Regions from separate parts of the Homo sapiens genome. Here regions 1, 2, 3 and 5 are each linked to region 4. Evidence: chromatin loops called from intact Hi-C (ENCODE). Cell type or tissue: endothelial cell of umbilical vein. All regions are shown on one strand.

What was found. A loop is a pair of places that touch in the nucleus more often than their neighbours do. Peaks named below come from ENCODE experiments on the same cell type or tissue, not always from the same donor. Only the 100,000 strongest peaks of a DNase experiment are listed, where the experiment ranks them.
Region 1: it touches region 4 in a loop (6-fold over the local background); 12 of 110 quality-filtered maps call a loop at or near these places.
Region 2: a loop joins it to region 4, with 6 times the contacts of the local background. A loop is called at or near these places in 5 of 110 quality-filtered maps.
Region 3: it touches region 4 in a loop (4-fold over the local background); 13 of 110 quality-filtered maps call a loop at or near these places.
Region 5: a loop joins it to region 4, with 4 times the contacts of the local background. A loop is called at or near these places in 25 of 110 quality-filtered maps.

Annotation. Positions count from the first base shown.
Region 1 is chr1:51,187,689-51,192,688 of GRCh38, reverse strand. No RefSeq gene overlaps it. Among named protein-coding and RNA genes, the nearest start is that of LINC01562, 45 kb to the left of the region's middle. In endothelial cell of umbilical vein, CTCF peaks have their summits at 309 (motif pointing right) and 3,073 (motif pointing right); DNase peaks (open chromatin) are centred at 288 and 3,088.
Region 2 is chr1:51,060,288-51,065,287 of GRCh38, reverse strand. No RefSeq gene overlaps it. Among named protein-coding and RNA genes, the nearest start is that of MIR6500, 2.8 kb to the right of the region's middle. In endothelial cell of umbilical vein, no CTCF peak of the experiment used is centred here; a DNase peak (open chromatin) is centred at 1,937; H3K27ac peaks cover 1,365 bases.
Region 3 is chr1:50,871,287-50,876,286 of GRCh38, reverse strand. All of the region lies in intron 1 of FAF1 (Fas associated factor 1), which reads left to right. Among named protein-coding and RNA genes, the nearest start is that of FAF1, 86 kb to the left of the region's middle. RefSeq lists an enhancer at 2,336-2,630. In endothelial cell of umbilical vein, a CTCF peak has its summit at 2,748 (motif pointing left); a DNase peak (open chromatin) is centred at 2,696.
Region 4 is chr1:50,966,284-50,971,283 of GRCh38, reverse strand. It overlaps CDKN2C (cyclin dependent kinase inhibitor 2C), which reads right to left and starts at 1,039. Exons shown (of 2, transcript NM_078626.3): 1 at 787-1,039. The coding sequence starts at 915. RefSeq lists silencers at 1,701-1,970, 2,521-2,780 and an enhancer at 2,201-2,270. In endothelial cell of umbilical vein, a CTCF peak has its summit at 3,087; DNase peaks (open chromatin) are centred at 1,173, 2,043, 2,693 and 3,023; H3K4me3 peaks cover 3,278 bases; H3K27ac peaks cover 3,362 bases.
Region 5 is chr1:50,772,466-50,777,465 of GRCh38, reverse strand. All of the region lies in intron 4 of FAF1 (Fas associated factor 1), which reads left to right. Among named protein-coding and RNA genes, the nearest start is that of FAF1, 190 kb to the left of the region's middle. In endothelial cell of umbilical vein, a CTCF peak has its summit at 2,520 (motif pointing left); a DNase peak (open chromatin) is centred at 2,495.

The DNA of each region.
Region 1 (5,000 bases), 220 kb before region 4:
AGTGAGACTTAGAGGAAAGGAAGTGGACACAGTGAGATTAGATAAGACTTTTGAGGACTTTTCAGTAAACGGGAGCAGGAAATAGGATTGAAATTGGAAGGGTATGTGGAGTCACGGGAGGGTGATTTTTAAAATGGGAGAAATAATAGCACTTGTGTGTGTGTGTTTATGTGCTTATAGGAATGGCCTAGTACAGGGTTTCTCAATTTGGGACTGACATTTTAGGCAGAATAATTCTTTGTTAAGAAGGGCCATCCTCTGCATTGTAAGATGTTTAGAAAGCTTCTTAGCATTCTGTCCACTAGAGGCCAGTAGTGCGCCCTGCTTCTTTCCTGGGTTGTGATAACCACAAGAGTCTCCAGAAATTGCCAAATGTCTCTTGTGGAAGGGGGATGGCAAAATTATTCCTGATCTAGTAATAAATAAATAAATAAATAAATAAATAAAATAAAAAATATTGGTGATGCAGAATATAGAATGGAAGAATTGCTGGGGGAAATTTCTTTGAGTTGATGGGAAGGGATGGAATCTACTGCATAATAAGAATGGGTCTGCTAGATCACAGACTGCATCCACATTAACAGAGAAAGCAGAGGTGTGAGCACTGATGTAGCTAGGAGTTAGATGGGGGTGATGGGAACATATGGAAATTCCCCTCTAGTTGCCTGTGTTTTCTCGGTAAAATAAGCAAAGTAAGCAGCTGGAAAACAAGCACTGAAAAGAAGGTAAGTCACCATAGCATTTGCAGGAAAAAACAAAAAAATCAAAAGGAGGTATTGAAAGTTTTAGGAGACAGGAGATCTCATGGAGGTCATCTCAGAGAATGAAACATAAAATGGACTGGAGAAATACGTTGTAATTGCTAAGCAGCTTTACTATTCAGCAGTAAAGACATTAAGCGTAGAGTAAGACTAATTAACATTGGTATGTATTTTTCTCCAGTCCTACTCCAGGTCTTGGTCCAGGTACTGAGTAAGCAGAGAGTTGGATACAAGCAGAACTGCAGATTTGCCAAGAGAGTACCATGAAGTGAAGGGAGCAAGGGAGTCCAGGGGATATGCAAGAGAGTGATTATAATGATTGACCATGATATTTAAGCTGGATATAGAAGAATTTGTGTAGGGGATGGAAGATTGTGAAAAGGAATGTGGTAAGATCATCAGTGGCATATAGGTCCCTGTGGGATTGGAAGATTGTTGGAGTTGATATTAAAAAAGTGAGCTGGAAATATAGAAAGTCAGAGGGTGGGATCCCTGAAATTGAAATTATGGAGAGACACATTTATTGGTAGGGACAAGGTCTAGGGTATGAACATGGTAGTGAGTTTCAGGGCAGGGTCACAAAAGCAGATACACAGAGACATAAGGTATCCAATTCTGGGGGCTGAGGAGTTACAGCAAGACCTTACTGCAGTAACTAACATAAAAGGTCACCAACTTCCACTCTACCTTAGATGATCAGCCAAACTATTTATGGGAACATCATCCCCCTTGCTAGTGAGTGATTTAGGGATGGCCAAGTGGACAAGGGAAAGTATTGTGGGGAGCTTCTGGAAAATACTTCCTTATTCTACAGAAAGAAGAAGTTCCTCTTCTTCCTCTGGATTTTGTGATGCTTGAAACCTCTGTAGCCATCCTGTTACCAGCCTGAAGATGAAGCTAATGGTGAAAAAGGCAGATAAAGGGAAAATACGTGGGCTCTTTTTTTCTTTTCTTTTCTTTTTGTTTTTTTTGAGACCAGGTTGTCCAGGCCGGAGTGCTGTGGCTCCATCACAACTCACTGTAGCCTCAAACTCCTGGGCTCAAGCTATCCTTCCACCTCAGCCGCCTGAGTAGCTGGGACTAGAGGTGTGTGCCACCACACTCTGTTAATAATAATAATAAAAATATATAGAGACATGGTCTTGCTATGTTGCCCACGTTGGTGACCTCCTGGCCCCAAGTGATTCTCCTCCCTCAGCCTCCCAAAGTGCTGGGATTATAGGCATGAGCTACCATGCCTGGCAGACAGGGACAGTATTTCATCCTGAAGAAATTAGAGAGCCAAGGGAAGGGTTTTGGCAGGCTAAACAAACAAAAGGTTTGTTTAGGTTTTGAGGATAAGCATTTTCAAAAGGGAAATTCTTTTTCTCTGCCTTTTCCTGTAAGTAAAATTCCTATTGATTTCAAAAATCTACTCATTCATTCAGTAACTATTTACTAAGCACTTACCATGTGCCAATGAAAGTTACAGGAACTTAGGATACAGTGATGGACAAAACAAACATTCCTGACACCATGGATCTTTTGTCCTGTTCAAGCCAGATAGTACCTTCTCCAAGATGTCTGCCTGAAGTCTCTCAATCATACTTGCTATTTCCTTCTGCTTTTATGGCGCATTGTACTATGTTAATGACATTTATTGTAGTCTGCTTCAAGTTGGAGCCATGCTTCAAATGTTAAATATCTTCCACACTACACCAGGGGGTTCTTGAGTTTAGTGTCTACGTTATTAAACTGTCTCCCAAGAGCAGAATTGGTTTGGAGCAAGTAGAAGTGGATCTTGGTTGAATGAGCAAATTATTCTGTCTACAGCCTGAAGGGGTTAGTCCTACATGGTGGAGCTTTTATTGCAGCCGCTGCCAGGCATTCATTTGGAGGAATTGGGAGCCAATCTGTCATGGGCTTAGGCGATCTGGGAGCTGTATAGAAATGACATTCTCAATGAGTGATTATTACTGATAAGTGATAACAAAGTTCATTTGTATGACTATGGGCATAATAGGAAATGAAGGTCTGGATAATTCTATTATGAAATTCAAATAGCTGTCCAGTTTAATGAATGTAAATGGCTCTTTGATGAAGACATGGAATGATGCCAGTGAAAATGGTGACTGCAAGTAAGAAAATTTTTCTTTGGTTTAAACTTCAAAGACTGAATAACTGGGTCTTATATTTGTTTCCATATTTCACAAATTATTGAAATTTAGAGGAAAGATCTCTGATTTTCTTTAAAAAAGGATTACTGTAAAAACCTAAAGCAATTGTTTCTGCTGGATGTCAAATAGTTGCTGTTGTGTTGCTGCACAACCAACAGAGGGAGCCCTTGCCATAGAACCTAATAACTTCCTTACAGAGTTTGTACATTGGTAGAAAGCCAATGGAAGAACAGAAAAAATAAAAAGAATAGAGGAGTTAAGATGTTAAACAATTTGGTTTTAAACTGTATTGTGAATCTGGAATCTCTTTTATGAAACTGGGTTTGGGGGATTACAGATATTTCAAAAGAGTGTGTACGTGTATTGGATTTTTTAAAAGCTCTTTACATACTGCCATAGTGATCATTTATCTTTAAAGCACACAATTATATTACTCTTCTGCTTAAAACTCTCCAATGGTGTCTTCATCACTCATATGACAAATCCAACCTTATGGGGTTGTAAAGATTAAAGCAGATAATATATAGCATAATGCCTGGCGCATAGCTAAATTATCAGTAAATTCTTAGCTATTATTTTTTACTACTGTGTCTTTTACTGTACTGATGGTTCAGACTCGATGCTTTCCAAATGGCCCCATTCCTACTCTGGCTTTAATCTGCTTAACTCCCTTCTTGTCCTAGAGGTTTCAGGACCTCAGAAATCTTGCCTCACTTACAGTGTGGGAGCTCTTTTGGTACATATCATATTGTAATGATTTGCTCACATGTCTCTCCGACTTGAGAGCAGAAGTCATATCTCATAAGTTGTTCTGTCTCCAGGGCCTAGTAATAGAGCAACCAACTGTCCAGGTTTGCTTGGGATTATTCCAGTTTTGTTTTGTTTTTTTGAGATGGGGTCTTGCTATGTTGCCCAGGGCTGGGCTCAAGCAGTCCTTCTGCCTCACCCTCCTGAGTAGCTGGGATTATGGGCACACACCACCAGACCCCAGGCTATTTTTTGTTTTTTAGTTTTGTTTTTTGGAAAAAAGGCAAACACATTTATTCTTTTTTTTTTTTTTTGTAGAGACGAGGTTTTTCTATGTTGCTCAGGCTTGTCTCGGACTCAGCTCAAGTGATCCACCTGCCTTGACCTCCCAAAGTGCTGGGATTACAGGCATAAGCCACTGTGCCCAGCTCATACAAATTTATTAACATGTACACAGGGAGAACCATAGAGTGATTACCCTGACTGTTCCAGTTTTAGCATTGAAAATCTCATGTCCCTGGAACTCCTCAGTTCCAGGCAAACCAGGACAACTGGTCACCCTACCACAGATTCTGATACATAATAATAGTTCAATCAATAAATTTGTTTACCTAAGCAAATTATCTTTGATGAGTCAGTTTTGCTTCCTGGGCTTAAGTCTGTCCAACTATAACCAAAAATTTTAAACAAGATAATGTCTAAGGCCTATTTCAACTCTGATATTTTATTTTATTTATTAATTATTATTATTATTATTTCTTAGGGAGATATTCTCACTCTGTCACCTAGGCTGGAGTGCAGAGCTGTGATTATAGCTCACTGCAACTTCAGTCTCCTGGGCTCAAGTGATCCTCCCGCTTCAGCCTCCTGAGTAGCTAGGACTATAGGTGCAGTAACACCACGTTTGGCTAATTTTTTAAAAAAATTATTTTTTATATTTTGAGACAAAGTCTTGCTCTGTCACCCAGGTTGGGGTGCAGTGGCATGATCTCGGCTCACTGCAACCCCTGCCTCCTGGGTTCAAGCGATTCTCCTGCCTCAGCCCCCTGAGTAGCTAGGATTACAGGCACCTACCACCACACTGCCTGGCTCATTTTTGTATTTTTGGTAGAGACGAGGTTTCACCACGTTGGCCAGGCTAGTCTCAAACTCCTGACTGCAAGCATGAGCCACTGCACCCAGTCCCCTTTCTTTTTAAAGACAAGATCTCACTCTGTCACCCAACTGGAGTTCAGTGGCAGGATCATAGCTCACTTCAGCCTTGAACTCCTGGCCTCAAGTGATCCTCCTGCCTTGGCCTCCCAAAGTGCTGGGATTACAGGCATGAACCACCACA
Region 2 (5,000 bases), 94 kb before region 4:
AGTATTTCAACTAACGAAATAGAAGTGTTAGCATTAGAAGGCTGGGTGCAGTGGCTCACGCCTGTAATCTCAGCACTTTGGGAGGCCAAGGTGAGTGGATCAGTTGAGATCAGGAGTTCGAGATCAGCCTGACCAACCTGGTGAAACCCTGTCTCTACTAAAAATACAAAAACATTAGCTGGATGTGGTGGCACAGGCCTGTAGTCTCAGCTACTCGGGAGGCTGAGGCAGGAGAACTGCTTGAACCTGGGAGGCAGAGGTTGCAATGAACCAAGATCACACCACTGCATCTCAGCCTGGGTGACAGAGTGAGACTCTGTCTCAAAAAAAAGAAAAAAAGAAAGAAAAAGAAATGTTAGAATTAGGATACCACCACTTTGAAAGTCCCAGTAAATTAATGGCTATAAGTATTCAACAGCAATAATTGTTCACATCACAACCAGACATGATGTGCCTCTTAATGAAAGACCACAGCACTATATTGTTTGGCCAAAGTGAATGACCCTGAGTCTGCTCAAACCTCTGGGTTTAGCTGTCAACTTGCAAGAAATAGAGGATTCAGAGAAACACAATGAATTGCATGCTCCTCTGACATAGTTTTAAGGGTGTCATTTTCTAATAATTCATTAAGCTACACATTTATATGTTACTCTTTATCTGTGTTTTATTTTACAGTAAAAAACAATAAACAAAATTTCCCACCATGCTTGGTAGGATTGCCTTTTCCTCCTTGGAAAGTCTCTCAGTTTTTGTTCTATGTGTGTGTGTGTATGTGTGTGTGTGTGTGTGTCTCTGTGTCCATGTATCTAACTATATACAGTTGACCCTTGAACACTATGGGGATTAGGGACACTGACCCCATGCAGTTGAAATCCACATATAACTTTTTTTTTTAAGAGACGGGGTCTTGCTCTGTCGCTGAGGAAACTGGAGTGCAGTGCATGATCACGGCTCACTGCAGCCTTGACCTCCCAGGCTCAAGTGATCCTCCTACGTCAGCCTCCCGAGTAGCTGGGATCACAGACGTATACCACCACACCTGGCTAATTTTTGTATTTTTTGTACAGATAGGGTCCAGCCATGTTGCCCAGGCTGGTCTTGAACTTCTGGACTCAAGCAATCTGCCCACCCCAGCCTCCCAAAGTGCTGGGATAATAGGCATGAGCCACTGTGCCTGGCCACATATAAGTTTTGACACTCTAAAAACTTAACCAGTAGTAGCTTTTGACCTGATTTGACACTCTAAAAACCACTAATAGCTTTTGACCTGAACCCTTATCGATGACATAGTCAATTAACACATATTTTGTGTTACATGTATTATATACTGTATAGTAATTAAGCAAGCTAGAGAAAAGAAAATGTTATTAAGAAAATAATAAGGAAGATAAAAAGTATTCACTATTCATTAGGTGGAAGTGTATCGTTAGAAAGGTCTCTATCCTACTCACATTGGGTATGCTAAAGAGGTGGGGTTGGTCTTGTTGCAGGGATGGCAGAGGTGGAAGAAGATCTGTGTATAAGTGGATCTGCACAGCTCAAACCCATGTTGTTCAAGGCTTACATGCACACACACACACACACACATATATATACACACATGTATGTATGTATGTATGAATATTAGGCTGCTTATGGTGGTAATAACATTTGGGACAAACAAGAATGTGACTGAAGAACTTGAAATCTGGGGAATGAGATGTCCATATGGAGGCTTTGAAAAGCTTTGACATTTACCTGGAAATTCTGAAGGCTACTCACATACATAGGACTGTGGACATGCCTGAGCTATGGGCATGGTCAGAAAAGACTTGAGAAGGCCCTAAGCTCTTACCTCTGACTGACCTTGAGTCTGCACAAGGAGGAATTTACAGCTAAAGCAGAGATGTGAACTACCTGCCTGAGTGTTAAAGGTTTGCCACAATGTGCCCACAGGAACTCTTAGCAAAGCCTGGGAGACTTATGGAGACTTATTTGTTCTAGACATTTGAGGAAATTTCTGCAATTCTTAGCTGATGACTAAGCAAACTGAGCAGATACTTCAGTGACCACACTTGAAAAAGGATAGAGACTTTATAGAATTAGTCCAGGAAAGTTACTAAGAAACAGCAACAACAACAAACAAAACAAATAAACAACCAGCAATATTAATAAACCCTGGGATGGGAGAGAGTCTGATTTCCATAGTTGTTACATTATATTATGTAAAATGACTATTTTCAACAGGAAATTATGAGACTCAAAGTAGGGCCCATATATTGGGAAAAAAAAAGCAGTTAATAGAAACTGTCCCTCAGAAAGCCTTGATGCTAAACTTACAAGGCCAAGTTGTTAAATCAGCGATATTAAATGTTTGAAGAACTAAAGGAAACTATGTATAAAGAACCAAAGGAAAGTATGAAAATGATATAAAACTTAAGAGAGAATATCAATAAAGAGATAGACATTTAAATAATTTCTTTTTAAATAAAACAACCAAATAGAAATTCTAGAGTCAAAAAGTACTGAAACAAAAAAATTCACTAGAGGGTTTCAAGAGCATATTTGAAAAAGAATCAGTGAACCTGAAGATAAACCAATTGAGAAAATCTGGTCTGAGAAAGAGAAAGAAAAAAAGATTAACAAAGATGAAGAGAACCTTGCAGATCTATAGGATACCATCAAGCATGCCAATCTATGCATAATGGTAGTCTCGGAAGAGAGAAAAAGGAGCAAAAAATATGCTTGACAAAATAATGGCCAAAAACTGCCAGCGTTTGATGAAAAACATTAATCTATACATCAAAGAAACTCAACAGACTCCAAGTATAGTTGACCCTTGAACAACATGGGTTTGAGCTGTTCAGGTCCACTTATATGGAACTTTTACTCACCTCTGCCATCCCTGAGATGGCAAGACCAACCCCTCTTTTTCCTTCTCCTCTTTAGCCTACTCAATGTGAAAACAGAGGGGATGAATTCCTTTCTGATTACCCACTTAATGAATAGTAAATATATTTTCCTTATTATTTTCTTTTCTCTGGCTGGCTTAATGGTAAAAATACAGTATATGATACTTATAACATTAAAAAAAGTGTTAATCAGCTGTTTATGTTGTCAGTAACATTCTGGCCAATAGTAGACTATTGGTAGTTAAGTTTTTGGGAAGTCAAAAGTTGTATGTGGATTTTTTTTCTACCCTCTTCTCACAGGTATGTATATGTGGATGTTTGACTAGTGGGGTCGGCACCCCAACCCCTCATGTTGTTCAAGGTTATACTGTAGTATAAATGCAAAGAGATGCACACCTATACACAACATAACCAACTGGAAAACCAAGGGCACAGAGAGTATATTGAAAGCAGAAAGACAGAAGCAGCTCATCATCTCTGAGGTATTCTTGATAAGATTAACAGCCAAATTCTTTCCAGTAACTTTATGAATATAAACTATTGTTATGAATATAGACTATCAGAATGATTCCAGCTCCATATAAAAATATTTATGGACCATGACAAAGTGGAATTTATTCCATGAATACAGGCTCAGCATACATTATCATATATCATATTAATAGAATAATGGACAAAAGCCAAACAGTCATGTCATAGATATGAAAAAGCACTTGAGAAAATTCAACACACTTTAATGATTAAAAAAACAAACAAGAAACCTGGAATAGAAGGAAACTTCCTCAGCCTGATAAAGGGCATCTATGAAAACACACTGCTAATGTCACTTTGTGGTGAAAGGCTTGAAAAAATTATCCCATCTTAGTCTGTGTTACTATTAATATAAAGGCATACCTGAGGCTGGGTAATTCATGAAGAAAAGAGGTTCATTTGTCTCACGGTTCTGCAGGCTGCACAAGAATCATGGCATTGGCATCTGCTTCTAGTGAAGGCTCCAGGCTGATTCCACTTATGGCAGAAAGTGAAGAGGAGCTGGTATATGCATATCATATGGTGAGAGAGGAAGCAAGAGAGAGACTAGAGGAGGTACCAGGCTTTTTTCAACAACCAGTTCTTGTGGGAACTAAAAGTAAGAACTCACTCTCGTGAGAATGGTACAGAGCTATTCATGAAGGATCCACCCCCACAACCCAAACACTCCTACCAGGCCCCATCTTTAACACTGGGGATCAGATTTCAACATGAGACTTGGCAGGGCCAAACAAATCATATTCAAACCATAGTACCACCTAAGATCAGGAATAAGACAAGGACGTTCACTCTTACCATTTATATTCAGTGTTGTACCAAGGGCTGCATACCCATCAGTCAGAATCCTTGTGTCATGGCATCCTCCAGGTGTCACTTTTCCAGTTGGAAACCTCTGTGGCCAGTGGTGCCTTTGCCAGAGTTTTGCTCAAGCCTGCTGGGCTTGTTCCACCCACTCGGCCTGGCAGGCTGCACTCAGCTCATGCTACTGGCCTGGCTCCCACACCTTCAAAGAATGATCCAGGCATGGAGAGGAGAGGGGTGCACAAGTAAGCAAGCATGGGGTCTGGCTGCTGCACACAGCCAAGCATTGGCTGCTGTGGTGGGGTGGGCAGTTCCAGGTGCCACCACAGGTGCTGGCTCTGTTCAAGCCTGTGGCTGGATCAGATGCACTATAAGTGGCTTCTGCTCTGGGCACTCACATCTGGACAAGGGGAACATGGTGGCACTTGGAAGCTCCAAGACACTAGAAACCACAGAGCCCCAAAGAGGGTGTCACAGCCCTGGCTGGGGGAGCCTGTGCATCTGAGCTCCCTGAAGGGCTGCAGCTCTTCTCTCCTTCTCATTGCCTGCAGTGTGACGAGTGGGGTGGAGGCAGGTGTTTTAGCTCTGTTTGTGTTATAGCACTTTCAGTCCCACCATTCAACAGGTCCTGAATTTTTGTCCTGTGTCCAGGAAGAATGAGGTATGCAGAAAACTGGAGGGTGAGCAAGGCAGAAAGGAACTTTCTTGAGCAAAAGAGTGACAGAACAGCTCTTGGGAGACCTGGAGTTGGTAGCTCCTTTCCACAGGCAGGTCATC
Region 3 (5,000 bases), 95 kb after region 4:
TTTCCAGAACGTACCTTAATTTCATACATCTGTGTCTTTGGCCATAATGTTTTCTCTGTATGGAATGTTCTCCACCTTTTATTTGCCTGACGTACTCCATTTCATCTTGAGAAGCACGAAGCCTGCTCAAGTACTGTGTCCTCTGGAATGCATACCTTTATTTTCTGTAGGTCATTTACTGTCTCTTTTTAGTCGTTTTACACATTTTACATACTATTATAGCACATATCCTACTATAGTATTGTTTACATGCTTTTGTCCTCTTAGACAGTGAGCTGCTTCAGGGCAATAGTTGGAGCATTCTTATTTGTTAAAACACAAAAACACACATACGAAATTAAACCAGTTGTCTTTTTGAGGAAAAGGATGGTAGTGATAGTTAAAGGAGGATTTGAATGACTGGTTTTATCAAAACTAGAGTCTGGGGAGTTGGGGAGGTATTGGTCAAAGGATACAAAATTTCAGTTAGGGGGGTAAGTTCATGAGCTGTATTGTATAACATGATGACAGTACTTAATAAGAATGTATGTATTAGAGGCTGGGTGCAGTGGCCCACACCTGTAATCCCAGCACTTTGGAAGGCCGAGGGGGGTGGATCACAAGATCAGGAGTTCGAGACCAGCCTGACCAACATGGTGAAATCCCGTCTCTATTAAAAATACAAAAATTAGTTGGGCATGGTGGCAAGTGCCTGTAATCTCAGCTGCTTGGGAGGCTGAGACAGGAGAATTGCTTGAACCTGGGAGAGGGAGGTTGCAGTGAGCTGAGACTGTGCCACTGCACTCCAGCCTGGGCAACAGAGTAAGACCCTGTCTCAGAAAAAAAAGAAAAAAAGAATATATGTATCATATTTTTGAAAGTTGGGTAGAGAGTTGATTGTAGGTGTTCTCACCAAAAAAATGCTAAAATATGTAGGGTAATACATATGTTAGCCCCATTTAGCCATTCTACAATGTATACATATTTCAAAACATTATATTGTACGTGATAAATATATTCAATTTTTGTTAATTAAAATATATAAATAAAACAACAAACCCCCAAAATCTACAGTCTGAAAATAAATAAAATGAAATAAATAAGAAATAAATGAGTATAGGGACAGCTGGAAACCATTACTTTTGTAACAAAACAATAGATTCAGATTGGTATGATTTATAGAATACTTTGAAAAACAAAAAAATTCAGTATTCTTTAATATGAATTCATATATAATGTAAAAATATAAAAAACATGGTGGTATAACTTTCTCACACTTCTGGGAAGGGAAGAAGGAAAAGAAATGAGATACCAACTTGGGCAACATGGCAAAACCCTGTCTCTACAAAAACAGAAAACGAAAAACAAAGATTAGCTGGGCATGGTGGTCCATGGCTGTAGTCTCAGCTACATTACAGGCTGAGACAGGAGAACTGCTTGAGCTCGGGAGGTTGAGGCTGCAGTGACCTGTGACTGCACCACTGCACTCCAGCCCAGGTGACAGAGTGAGACCCTGTCTCCAAAAAAAAAAAAAAAAAAAAAAAAAAAAGAAAGAAAAGAAAATAAGATGGAGAAGGGATGGAGACTTAAATCATCTATAAACATTTCTGACTTTTTTAGAAAGTGGGTTTGAAATATATAGGGCAGTTGGCTGTGCATGGTGGCTAATGCCAGTAATCCTTGTGCATTGGGAGACTGAGGCAGGTGGATTGTATGAGACCAGTACCTCAAGACCAGCCTAGGTAATAGTGAGACTCCATTTCTACGAAAAGTAAAGAAATTAGCTGGGTTTGGTGGTGCTCGCCTGTAGTCCTAGCTACTTGGGAGCTGAGGTGGGAGGATCACTTGAGTTTAGGAGTTCAGTATTATAGTGAGCTGTGATCACACTACTATACTCTAGGCTAGGTGACAGAGTGAGACTCTGTCTCAAAACAATAAATTAAAAACATATAGCAAATATTAAAATTATGAAGTGTTGATGGAGGGTATACCAGGGTATGGGATGGTTTTATTTTTATGTTTAAGAAATTAGTTTTAAGACAGAATGAAGAAAATAATAAACAATAGACTTTCAAATGGTCTGGTAGACTGAAGACCCTCTTTAATACTAAATAAAATCAGCCAGTAGAATAAAGTATTAACAACAAAAATACTAAATATGGTCAAGCTAGAAAGCAAAAATAGACAATTGTCAGGTACTAGAACCAAAAAGGGAAATCAGTGTCATTGCAATGGTTTTATCAGAACCTCCCAGACTAAGCCCCAAATTTTGGGTCTCACATACCCTGCATCATTTCTACAGTTGCTTTCAGCAACTGGCCCTCTCAACTGGATGTAGATACTAGGGGCTGAAGACTGGTCTTATGCCTGGAGATGAGATATAAGACCTCTGTTCTCTAGCAATGATGCAGGGTATGCGAGACCCAAGATTTGCTTAGCCTGGGAGGTTTCTTGGCTTTGCACAGAAAAGAATTCAAGAATGAGTCAGCAGTGAAACACAGCAACTTTATTAAACTCACACTGCCACCTTGCGGAGCAGGGCTAACCTATAGGCAGTGTGCCGAGAGCCCTTGTGGGCTGTTGGTTAATAATTTACACCCACTTTTAATTACATGCAAATTAAGGCACAGGTTTTTCAGAAATCCCTAGAAAAGGAGTGGTAACTTCTGAGTTGTGGCATTTGTAAAGTATCATGGTGTTGGTCGGAGTATCTTATGCTAATGAACAATGAGTGTCACTAGAGGTTGCTTTTGGCGCCATCTGCAGGTTCTGGCCATTTTCTTAAGTTTGTCTTGCCCAGATGGGGAAGTAAGTCCTGCTGGTGTCTTGTCATACAAGGAAGGAGCTATAAAAGCCTGGCGTGTACATTTCAAATAATGTCTAGTAAAATTTTCGTGAAGATTCAGGGAAGCAGTAAAAAAGGTGACCATTTACCCAGGGCCATAGGGGAAAAAGGCATCGTTAGCCTCAAAAAGTGAGAACTATTTTAGGCTCAGTTCCCGACCAATGCGGTAAAGTAGATATCTGAATAAAGTGAGTCACTAATTTTTTGGTTTCCCAGTGCATATAAGTTATATTTACACTATTATGTAGCCCATTAAGTGTGCAGTAGCATTATGTCTTAAAAAGAAAAGCATGTACCTTAATTTTAAAACACTTTATTGTTAAAAAAAATGCTAATTATCACCTGAGCCTTCAGCAAGTATTAATCTTTTTGCTGGTGAAGGGTCTTGCCTCAACGTTGATAGGTGCTGACTGATCAGGATAGTGGTTGCTGAAAGTTGGGGTGGCTCTAGCAATTTCTTAAAATAAGACAACAATTACATTTGCTGCATTGGTTGGCCTTCTTTCATGAGAGGTTTCTGTGTAGCATGCAGTGCTGTTTGATAGCAATTTTTTTTTTTTTTCCAGACGGAGTTTCGCTGTTGTTGCCCAGGCTGGAGTGCAGTGGCGCAATCTCGGCTCACTGCAACTCCGCCTCCCAGGTTCAAGCGATTCTCCTGCCTCAGCCTCCTGAGTAGCTGGGATTACAGGCACCCACCACCACACCCAGCTACTTTTTTTTGTATTTTTAGTAGAGATAGGGTTTCACCATGTTGGGCAGCCTGGTCTCGAACTCCTGACCTCAGGTGTTCTGCCTGCCTCGGCCTCCCAAAGTGCTGGGATTATAGGCATGAGCCACCGCGCCCAGCCTGTTTGATAGCATTTTACACAAACTAGAGCTTCTTTCAAAATTGGAGTCAATCCTCTCAAACCCTACTGCTGCTTTATCAGTTAAGGTTATGTCATAGTCTAAATCCTTTGTTTACATTTCAACAGTGTTCACAGCATCTACATCAGGAGTAGATTTTCATCTCAAGAAACCACTTTTTTTGCTCATCCATAAGAAGCAACTTCGTATCTATTCAGGTTTTATCATAAGATTGCAGCAATTCATGCATATCTTCACACTCCACTTCTAATTCTAGTTATCTTGCTGTCTTCACCATATCTGCAGTTCCTCTGCTGAAGTCTTGAATCCCTCAAAATTATCCATAAGGGTGAGAATCAACTTCTCCCAAACTCTTGTTGATGTTGATATTTTGACCTCTTCCCATGAATTATGAATGGCATCTAGAATGGTGAATCCTTTCCAGAAAGTTTTCAGTGTACTTTGCCCAGATCCATAAGAGGAATCACTATCTACAGCAGCTATTATAGCTTTATGAAATGTATTTTCTTTTTCTTTTTTTTTTTTTTTTTTGAGATGGAGTCTGGCTCTGTTGCCCAGGCTGGAGTGCAGTGGCGCAATCTCGGCTCACTGCAACCTCCGCCTCCCGGGTTCATGCCATTCTCCTGCCTCAGCCTCCCGAGTAGCTGGGACTACAGGCGCCCGCCACTATGCCCGGCTAATTTTTTGTATTTTTGGTAGAGACGGGGTTTCACCGTGTTAGCCAGGATGGTCTCGATCTCCTGACCTCGTGATCCGCCCGCCTCGTTTTTCTAAATAACAAGACTTGAAATTCAAAAATAATCCTTGACCCATGAGCTACAGAATCGATGTTGTGTTAGCAGCCAGAAAAACAACTTTGATCTCTTTGTACATCTCTATCTGAGCTCTTGAGTAACCAAGTGCATTGTCAATGAATAGTAATAGTTTGAAAGGAATCTGTTTTTCTAAGCAGTAGGTCCCAGAAGCTGGGTTAAAATATTGAGTAACCCATATGGTAAAGAGATGTGCTGTCATTCAGGCTTTGTTGTTCCATTTAGAGAGCACAGGCAGAATAGATTTAGCATAATTCTGAAGAGACCTAGGATTTTCAGAATGGTCAATAAGCATTGGCTTCAGTTGAAAGTCACCATCTGCATTAGCCCCTAATGAGAAAGTCAGCCTGCCCTTTGAAGCTTTGAAGCCAGGCATTGACTTCTCTTTTGCTGTGATGATGTTTTCTTCCAATAGAAGGCTGTTTTATCCACATAGAATGTTACTACTGCTGTTTAGTGTAAGCATCTTCATCAATTAGCTAGGTCCTGAATAAAAC
Region 4 (5,000 bases):
TTTGTCATTTTTCTGTTTCTAAGCCTTTCACCTAAGTTACATGATAACATTCAGAAGAGGAAAAAAATTATCAGGTACAATACTTGGCAGCTGGACATGTGTCAATTGTTGCCTGTAAATCTAATTACTGAAAATTAGAGCACACCACGGCATGACCGTAGAGACAAAGACACTGCAGCTGAGCTCTGATTAGAAAATTCAACTTTTTATTCCTCCCGACTCCTGAATGAGTGGATGGTATTACATTAACTGTAAAATGTACATCCTGTCCCGGTGCCCAGGCCACCCATTCCAAACGAGGAAAGGTCGTTTGTCAAAACTTGAAGCATTTGAAGGAAAAACACCCTCATCAGTAGTCAAGAAAATTAACGTTAAAGTCTATTATTGGGGGCAAAGTACGTAAAACCACTAATAGCAGTGTATTTACTTCAAATAATAATCATAATAATGTGTTTACAGAGCTGTCTTTAAAAACAAAACAAAACAAACAAACCTCGGCCCTACACTGACTACTTTAAAATCCCCACCGTCACAAAAACATTCCAAAAACTAAGACCAAATCTGGACCCCACTTGATATCAAGGATGTTATTGGATTTGAGGAGTTTGTTCAAAGTACGTCATTTTGAGAAGTTGCATCCACTTAAAGATATAAAATATGGCAACCAACTAGGTTTAAAAACAGTGAAATTTTATGTCCCTGAAAGCTTAAAAGCTGTAAATCTAGAAACCCGGGTCACGTAGGCAACATTATTGACTTGTTTTCCCCACCTCTCTTAATACCAACCTGCAGCGCAGTCCTTCCAAATCCATTTTGTGCATTGACGTTTACATTATTTTGCAACAAACTAGTAAGTTGCTCTAGGTCCCCCCTGGCAGCTGCGGACGCCAACTCGTTCCCCCAAGGCTCGGCCATTCTTTAGGGTCCTGACGATCAGGAAAAGATGAATTAGTCGTTTTTCTTTTTCCCCTTTCCTTTGCTCCTAACCAGGCTGCATGATGGCATCGGAGACTGACAGAAGGACTGGGATGGTTAATCTGGAGTAGAGCTTGGTAGTAAATACTAGTAAGATCTGCCTGCCAAAAGCCCGCCCCTCGATTCACACGTGATTATTCAGCAAAACTGAGCCATTGGAGAGGGGCTCCTCGCCTCGCTTTTTTAGCTTAACCCCTATGAAGAATTCTGACGACTCCACAGAGAGACACACAGACACACATACATTCCTGGTTAATGACTCCGGACGTCAGATGTAGGCAGAGCTGTCACGTACCTACGCTACAGATCTCTGTGAGGAGTGTGTGTGGAGACTCAAGGGACTATAGATCGGGGCAGAAAATACCGCGGAAGGAAAGACATTCAGGGGGAAGAAAAGGCATTCACCCACCCTTGTTCACGGTGGTGACTTGAGCCGTGTGAGGCAGAACTGCAGGGGCAGGTCCTCCAGGGGGCTCGGTTTCCATCCGTCTCGCCGAAGGGATAGTCCTGGGTCCTCCGCTGCTGGGAGAGCGCCGCGGTGGCTGGATGCTGACGTGCTCCGGAGGGTTAAAAGATGATCGCCAAAGGCGAACGGGAGTAGCAGTTCGGTGGCCCTCAAGTTACAGGTCGTAACGATTGCCCAGTGCTCTGGGCTTCTCCAGAAGAGCCTTTGGTCGCGTCCGGGCCAAGCCGTGGGCTAATGCCGCTCAGGAAAGCTCCGGAGCCCGCCCGCCAGGCAGCCGCAGCCCCGCCGAGCCTCAGAGGCCGTGGGAGCCGGGCTCGGCGCGCGTCTCCGGAGGCTGCCGGGCGTGCGGCGGGCCCCCGAGAAGCCCGTCATGCCGGCCCCGCCAGGTCCCGGGACTCCCGGCAGCCCGAGGAAGGAGAGTGATGCGGAAAGCGTCTACGGAGCCCGGACTGCTGGGGCAGCTCGCGGCAGCATTGCGGCTGCACTGGGCAGCCCCCCCGGGAACTTCCCGCCTACGACCGAGCTCGTTCAGGCTTTCTGCTGTAGGCACTCATTGAGCTGCTGCCGCCGCTGTCCTTTCCTTCCTTTCCCGGTTTTGTGGGGGCCTCTGGAGATGGGGAGAGTCCTGGGAAACGTAGGCCAAGTTCTGAGTAGGGAGAGTCGCCGCAGTTCCGGGGCAGCCAGTCCGGTCGCCGTCTCGGCGAGCGCTCAGCAGCCTCGGCGCCCGGTGCCACTTTGCCACCTCTCGCGGTCCCCGGCCTGTGCCCCTTTGCTGCGGACAGGGCAGCCGCCAGCCAGCTGTGCCCTGGAGCAGAGCCTGGCAGCACTGCTTCCTCCTTGGCCGCACCGCTCCCAGTGACAGTTTCTTTTGTAGCTGATCCCCCCCTAGATCGCCGGTCCCTGCTCCTTTCACCCCTACAGGCACTTGCGTGTCGCCCCCTTTTTTGCTTTTTTCCTTCACTCCCTCCCTTGCTGCTTTTTTCGCTGAAACAATTGCTGCTTCTGTTGCCTCTCAGAGAGGGTGCCGGTTTCTTCTCCCTTTTTTCCGACCTCATCAGCTTTTTTTGAAAAGAAAAAAATTGAGCGCTTTTTGAGTTGAAAAACCCGCCCCCATTTTAACGGCAGAGTTTTAAGGAGGCTCGGCAGAGTTGCAGCGCCGCGGGAGCGGGAAGGCCGGGCGCCGCCCACGCCCCGCCCTCCGCCCTGCTGGCGCTCGCGCTCGCAGTCTCGCACGCTCCGCCCGCCCGGTCCCGCGCCCTCATTCCCGCCTCCCGCTCTCCACCTCCTCCCGTCAAGTCTCTCGCGCCGGCTCCCTCCTGCCGGCTAGGCGGCCTGTCCCCAGCTGGAGCGGGGTTCGGCCCCGCGAAGTCCGGCCTGCCCTTCTGCTGGCGGGCTTGAGTCTGTGACGCGAACCCCCAGCTGCCCCAATTCCTACGGGGGCGAGGACAGGGGTTTGTTATTTAAGACGGTTGTGGAGGGCCGCAGGGTCTTTGAGGCTCCGCAGCGTACGCTGCGGGAAGGCGGACAGCGAGCTGGCATAAAGGGAGTCGTTCCTCAGCGCTAGCGGGGCAGGTCGGCCCGCCTCTGTGCTCCCCCGCCAGGCTCGCAAAGTTCGGGCGGCCAGGCTGCGGCTGCTGCTGCCTCCTCTAGGCGCGCGCGCTCTGTAAACTCGGCGTCCTTCGCTGAGCCCTGGCCTCGGCCTCGCACCTGCCAGATCCATGCCCGACGGCGCGGTGGGCAGGGGTGGCCGCGGGGGTGGAGGGAAAAATCCGGACTGCCACTAAGCACAGTGCTCACAAAAAGCAAGTCTTGTGTAGACTGAATTTTATGAAAACTTAAGACATGGCATATGTAAGAACGAACTCTGAAGCCTTAATTAATCAAGGACTGGAAACTGCGAAATAGTCCTATTATTAGAGAAAAAGGAGAAAAGCAATTAAATTTAAAGCAAAATTTAAAATAAGTCGTGTGAAGTGTTTTCTAACAAAGCCATTTCTTGGTTGCCGAAGTTCTCTCACTACTTAGAAGTGGCTTGGATTTTGGGGATGTGGGGTTGGGGAGGGTGTCTAGAATGGTCTCTCTCCTAATCCTTTATTTAATCATCCGACACCAATTTCCAGTACTTTTAACTTCCTCTTTTAGCTATGTGAGATTAATTAACTATTGCTTTCTGTATTTTTATACTCTTAAAAATATCCAACACGGTTGCATGATGCACCCAGTGGTCAAAATGAAACCAAGCAAAAAATGACAAGTCTAATTAGAACCGGCCTTTGGCAAGCGGATCCTCAAGCAGTATCTGTACCCTTCTTGAAGTACACTGGGAGTATTAGCAACAAAACACACCAGAAATATCTGGGTAATCATCCAGCAAGAGATTGGTAGGTAGAGGGAAAGTTGAAACTGGGAAGAATCTGGCAGTGTTTTCTTTAATGTAATTGTTGAGAAAAAAACTAGAGTTCTTTTCTTAGGTAACTAAACTTGAATTGTGAATCAAATGAGAACTACAAAACAAGAAATTAACTCTCTTTTTCTTACATATATGTAGACGTTTCAAATAGAAACATTTAAGATTCCATTTATACCAGTAAGAAATAAATAATAATTTACTTTTGATTATTCTGGGAACTGTGTAATCTTTTCATACAGCCAGAGGGTGTGAGGACATATTAGCACTGTTGGCTGATAAAAGAGAACTGGTATTAGTCCAATTTATGAGGATTGCCTTCTAGCATTTATTATGGTTTCTTGCTTAGAGATAAATTGTAAAGAGGAAGAATCTTAAATTGTATGATTACATAAAGTACGGGTAAACGTACTATAATTTTCATGAAATAAAATGCTTATTGCTGAACAACTAAGGAAAACTTATGATAATTTAAGATGTACACAGAGTTGTATTAAGATTTTTGGAGGCCCTAAGCACTGAAAAGATTTTGATGTTCTACCACCTCTTCCTTATATAGAAATAAAAAGAAAAATAACAGAACCCCAAAATAACAGTAAAAAAGTCCAACAAAGTTCTGATTTTTTTCCCATGATGGCTACTTCAGTGGTTTTGCTGAGATATTAAATTATTTGGCAAAGGTTTTTTTTTTTTTTTTAACATTCTGGTTTTGCTGGTGCCCTGAAGCATATGCTTCATCTGCCTGTTGGGTAAACCAGAATTGGCAGTGCAGAGCTTAGGGTCTTAGTTCAGAAGGCATACATAAGTATTACACAGTAACTCCAATGAAAATCTAGTATTTATTGAGGGCTAGTTCACTACAGCAGATTCAAGGGTATCTCTACCCTCAATAAGCTTATATTCTAACATGGCTTACAAGAAAAATTCATAGTTAAGTTTCTACTATATTGAGAGTGGTGCTTTCCTTTTTAACATCAAAATGATAAGTACATCAAATACTGAAATATAGCCTTTATAGTTAGATATTAAATATTAACAGTCATGGAAACCTTTTGCTCCAGCAGTTCATAATCATTTAAGGAGACATAGAAGTGGCCGGGCGCAGTGGCTCACGCCTATAATCCCAGCATTTTGGGAGGCTGAGGTGGGCAG
Region 5 (5,000 bases), 190 kb after region 4:
CATTTTTGAATTCATGTGACTTGAAATGATTTTTTTCTCTTAAGTGACAGAGTCTTGCTGTGTCACCCAGGTTGGAATGCAGTGATATGACCATAGCTCACTGTTGAGCTTGAACTCCTAGGCTCAAGTGATCCTCCCACCCACCTCAGCTTCCCGAGTGCTGGGACTACAGGCGCACGCCACCATGTTTGGCAAATTTTTTTTTTTTTCACTTTTTGAAGAAATGGGGTCTCATTTTGTTGCCCAGGCTGTTCTTGAACTCCTGGCCTCATGTGATTCTCCTGCCTTGGCCTCCTAAAGGACTGGGATTACAGGTGTGAGCCAACTTGACAGCCTATATTATTTATTTTATTTTTTATTATTATCATTTTTGTAGATGGGGTCTCACTATGTGCCCAGACTGGTCTTGAACTCTTGGGCTCAAGCAATCCCCCCACCTCAGTCTCCCAAAGTGCTAGGATTAGAGGTATGAGCTACTTACCCTGGCTGATTCTGTATATTTTTTTTTAAATCACCAAACTTCCTCTGTTGACGTTTTAAAAGTAATGTTATTTATCTTTACAATATCAGTTGGTCAGAATTGATGATGCTTCTTGTTTGTATGGATTTTTAGTAGTATTGCTAAGGCATCTCGGGTTTATTAGTTGGGAACCACTGAAAGGGATATGATTTAGCCTTTACTTTCTTAGTTTAATGACAAATATTTCTATTATCCAAGGGGGCAAATTCAGTGCCACATCACACTTTTTCTTTTAAATCTTAAAATTACCTCAGATTTTTTTTTTTGTTTTAAGAAAACTGGAATGCAATTATATATTAAATAAATTTTAACTGCCATCTTGTTGCATGTGTCTGTTTCATGTGAGTGAATAGTGTATCACTTCAGAAAAACCTTGTTCTTTTTTTTGATGGACTATTAAGTATTTTTTCAACTAAAAAAAATCCTCTGCTTATTTCGAGTGTGGTGATCAGAAATGGCTGGCTTCTCTGGATTATGTATGTTAATGTTACACTTTAAATATATTAGAGAGAAACCATATAACATGATTCTCTGCCTGCCATATGATTCATAATAAGGTAAAACTATAATCCAGAACAAATAAAACTGGAAGAGCTAGAAGCAGGAGTAGATACATATTGGTTTAAAATTCATTTTGAGTCCAGTTGTATTTATAATGTGTCTGTAGCTGTCTTAATTGTATTTGTTTTCAAACCGAATGACAGCTTGGCTGTTCCTACTCTATCATACTTGAGCATAAGTTAGCTTTTACAGTGGATGATAAAGCCAAAAGTTTACGAAAAGTGATCCCTGGAAGTTCTTTCATATACTTCTGTGATAAAGCTTTAAAATATTTCCAGTCATATTCTTCATAGTTATGGACATACTATAAACACAGTTTGACTCAAAATGAATTTTAAATCAGATATTGTTATTATATGATATCTACCTGCTCCTGCTTCTTCTAGCTGTTCCAGTTTTATTTGTTCTGGATTATAGTTATTGCCTTATGAGTATTATGGCAGGCAGAGAATCATGTTATATACTTTCTCTGTTTTCCCTGTTGGCATGTTTGTATGTGTAACTAGGGAAGGCATACTTAAGGATAATACTTAGACTTGATAGAATTTTTTTCTGACTTCACTGCACTTAGTCAATAAAGTTTTGTGAATTCTATCACATTATGACTGAATCTCTCCTTTTTTTTTCGTCCCCCTTTGTTACAGTTCAAGGATTTCTTTGATTAATTAAGATAATTCCCCTGATTTCCATATGTTCGTTTCTTTCTTCCTTTAGTCCATCTTTTCTATATAGTTGCCCTGTGGTGATTTTTCTAAAACACGCATCTCCTCATGTGCCTTTCAGTGGCTCTGTATTTCCTCTATTCTGTTTGATAAACCTTTTCTTGCTTTAGCTTTCCAGAAAACTCCTACACAGCTTCCAAGATCCCATGTAAATATTTCCTCTTCTATGAAGCCTTTCCTAACCTTTCTGGACATACAGTTAAGTTGAATCATCCGCTATGATCCCATAAAATTTTGTATATGCTTTAAACATGGATTTTAACACATCTTACCCTTTGTGTTTCAGATTTTCCTTATGAATGTTAACTCCTCACACTTAGAGAGCAGGTCTTATTCCTCTCTAGATTCTTTATTCTAGCACAGTGTTTGGCACAGAGTAGTGCTTGTTGAGGAAACAAATGGCTCAATAAATGAGTATATGAATATATGTGTATATATTAATTCATCCATCACAGGAAATTTTAAAAATGTACACTCATTAAAGTTTATGTGACCAGCAATAGAATTATTATAGATATAACTCATTTCAGTGTTACTGAAATTATATAAATAATATTTTTTCTGTAGCTGTATACATATAAATAATACAATGCAAAGAGATGCTCAATCAGATTATGCACCTTTTCCACGTTATTACCAGGAAGATGCAACAAGGTTTGAAAGCGAGCCCAAAGGCAGCTAAGAACTTTGTATCACAGTGACACCTAGTGGTAATTTCACTGGGTTGTTAATGTTTTTAGGGTCCTTATTGCAGTTTCATTTCAATACCCAAAACCTTCTGAATTCTGTTTTCTTATCTTGAATAAATTTAAAGAATTATTTTAAAGCATTTGTCCTCCTATAAAATGGTGTCTGATGTGAAGTATTGTGATCTCTTTGAGGGTAGGGATTATTGTATATTGTTAGATCTCTAAGATCTAGCAATGGATTTAACCTAACATGCAGCTATTTGTTTAATAAAGTTTGTTAAATCAGTGCTGTTAACAAACCTAATTTACTGGAGCCTAGTAGGCATAGCTTTAATTTTGTTTTTGAGATATAGCAGAAAAATAGGTCTGTTATTATTTGAACCATTTATCTTATTTTTTCTCTTTTTGATCTTTCTTAAAGCTACTTTTACTATATTGGATACTATTTTAGTTTTTAAGAACTCAGGTTGAATATGGAAAGATTTAAAACATTTAGCAGGTGCATTTTCAGTCTGAAAAAGTAGTTCAGGTTGTTTCAAACCAGGTTTTGTCCTGAATCTATAAATTCAGATTCTGATCTCGACTCTGTGACTCTTATTAGCTGTATAGTGTTTGGCAAATGCCTTATCCCTCCCCCACATGCCTCAGCCATGCTTTATGAGTAATAAATACTAGTTAAATGTTCTTCTGTTATTAGTACATGTGAAAAGAAGGAAAGAGTGACAATTTTGTGTGTCTTGAAAGATGCTATCAGCATGAAATGACAATGAAATTGATTATAGCTTGTATTTTGGGGGAAGAAAGACAGCAAATGTTGTGTGTTAGTAGTATTGTTTAGTCTACCTGCAAACTGATGTCTGTTGCCTCCGTGCCATCAATTGTGTACTCCCCAAATAATTTATTATTGGGTCATTTTAAAAGCTGAATAAAGTAGCATCTCAAACTGTGGTCTCAATGTGCATAGTTTATTTATGCGTTAGAAATATTCTTTAATTCAGCTTCAGATTTTTAAATTGATGTTTAATAAGTGTGTATGTTTATGAGGTACAATATGATGTTTCAATACATGTGTACATTTTAGAATGAGTAAATACGTATCCGTCATCTCATATACTTACCATTTCTTTGTGGTAAGACTTAAAATCCACCCTTTTAGCAATTTTGAGTGATACATTATTTCTTAACTGTATTCACCTTACTGTGCATTAGATCACCAGAATATTTTCCTTCTGTCTAACTGATCAAAGAGACCCTCTGATTGATATTTTCTCTTTATCCACGGAGCTCACTGTATGCCTTTGCCTCTGGTAACTACCATTATACCCTCTACTTCATATGTGGATTCAGATGTTTAGATTCCATATGTAAGTGAGAGCATGTGTGTGATATTTGTCTTTCTGTGCCTGTCTTATTTCACTTAGCAGAATGTTCTCTAGACTCATTCATGTTGTTGCAAATGACAGAATTTTGTTCTTTTTTAAGGCTGAATAGTATGCCATTGTGTATATACCACATTTTTGTATCTGTTCATCTATTGACGGGCACATAGATTGTTCCCATCTCTTGGCTATCGTGAATAATCCTGCAACGAACAGGGAAGTGCAGACATCTCTTCAACACATTTTAATTACTTTGGCTGCAGACTCAGAAGTGGGATGGCTGGATCTGATGTCACATTTTTAAATGTCATACTTAAAGTAAAAACAGAGTCTCACTCTGTCACCTAGGCTAGAATGCAGTGATGCAGTCATGCCCCACTGAAGCCTCAAACTCCTAGGCTCAAACAATTTTCCCCAGCTGAGCTTCCTGGAATCCTTTGTCCAGAACCTCAAAATACTCACATATTTATAATCCTTTTTTAATTGTAGGTGTTATGTTAAAGCATTTTAAATGTAAACTTATGTCTATAAGTAGCAAGATATACAGGAGTTACATCTTTCAATTAATGATACCAGAATAGTACATAGGGAAAGGCAGTGGGCATTGTCTTGTAGTCTTTGCCATTAAATCATTTCTTGTTCTTGAGTAGCCTTATCCCAAAGTGCTTTTGTTTTTTATTTTAAAAATTTTATTAATTAGATGTTAATGGGTGTCTAATGATATTTATTTTATTTAAAGTTATTTTAGGTTCAGGGGTACATGAGCAGGTTTGTTATATAGGTAAATTGTGTGTCACTGGGGTATGGTGTGCAGATTATTTCATCACCCAGGTAATAAGCATAGTACCTGATAGGTAGTTTTTTTGATCTTCACCCTCCTCCCACTCTCCACTCTCAAGTAGTCCCCAGTGTCTGTTGTTCTTTTCTTTGTGTCCATGTATGCTCAGTGTTTAGCTCCCACTTGTAAGTGAAAACATGCAATATTTGGTTTTCTGTTCCTGTGTTAGTTCGTTTAGAATAATGCCCTCCAGCTCCATCCATATTGCTGCAGAGGACATGATCTCATTCTTTTTTTATGGCTGTGGTGTATTCCATGGTGTAAATGTACGATATTTTCTTCATCCAGTCT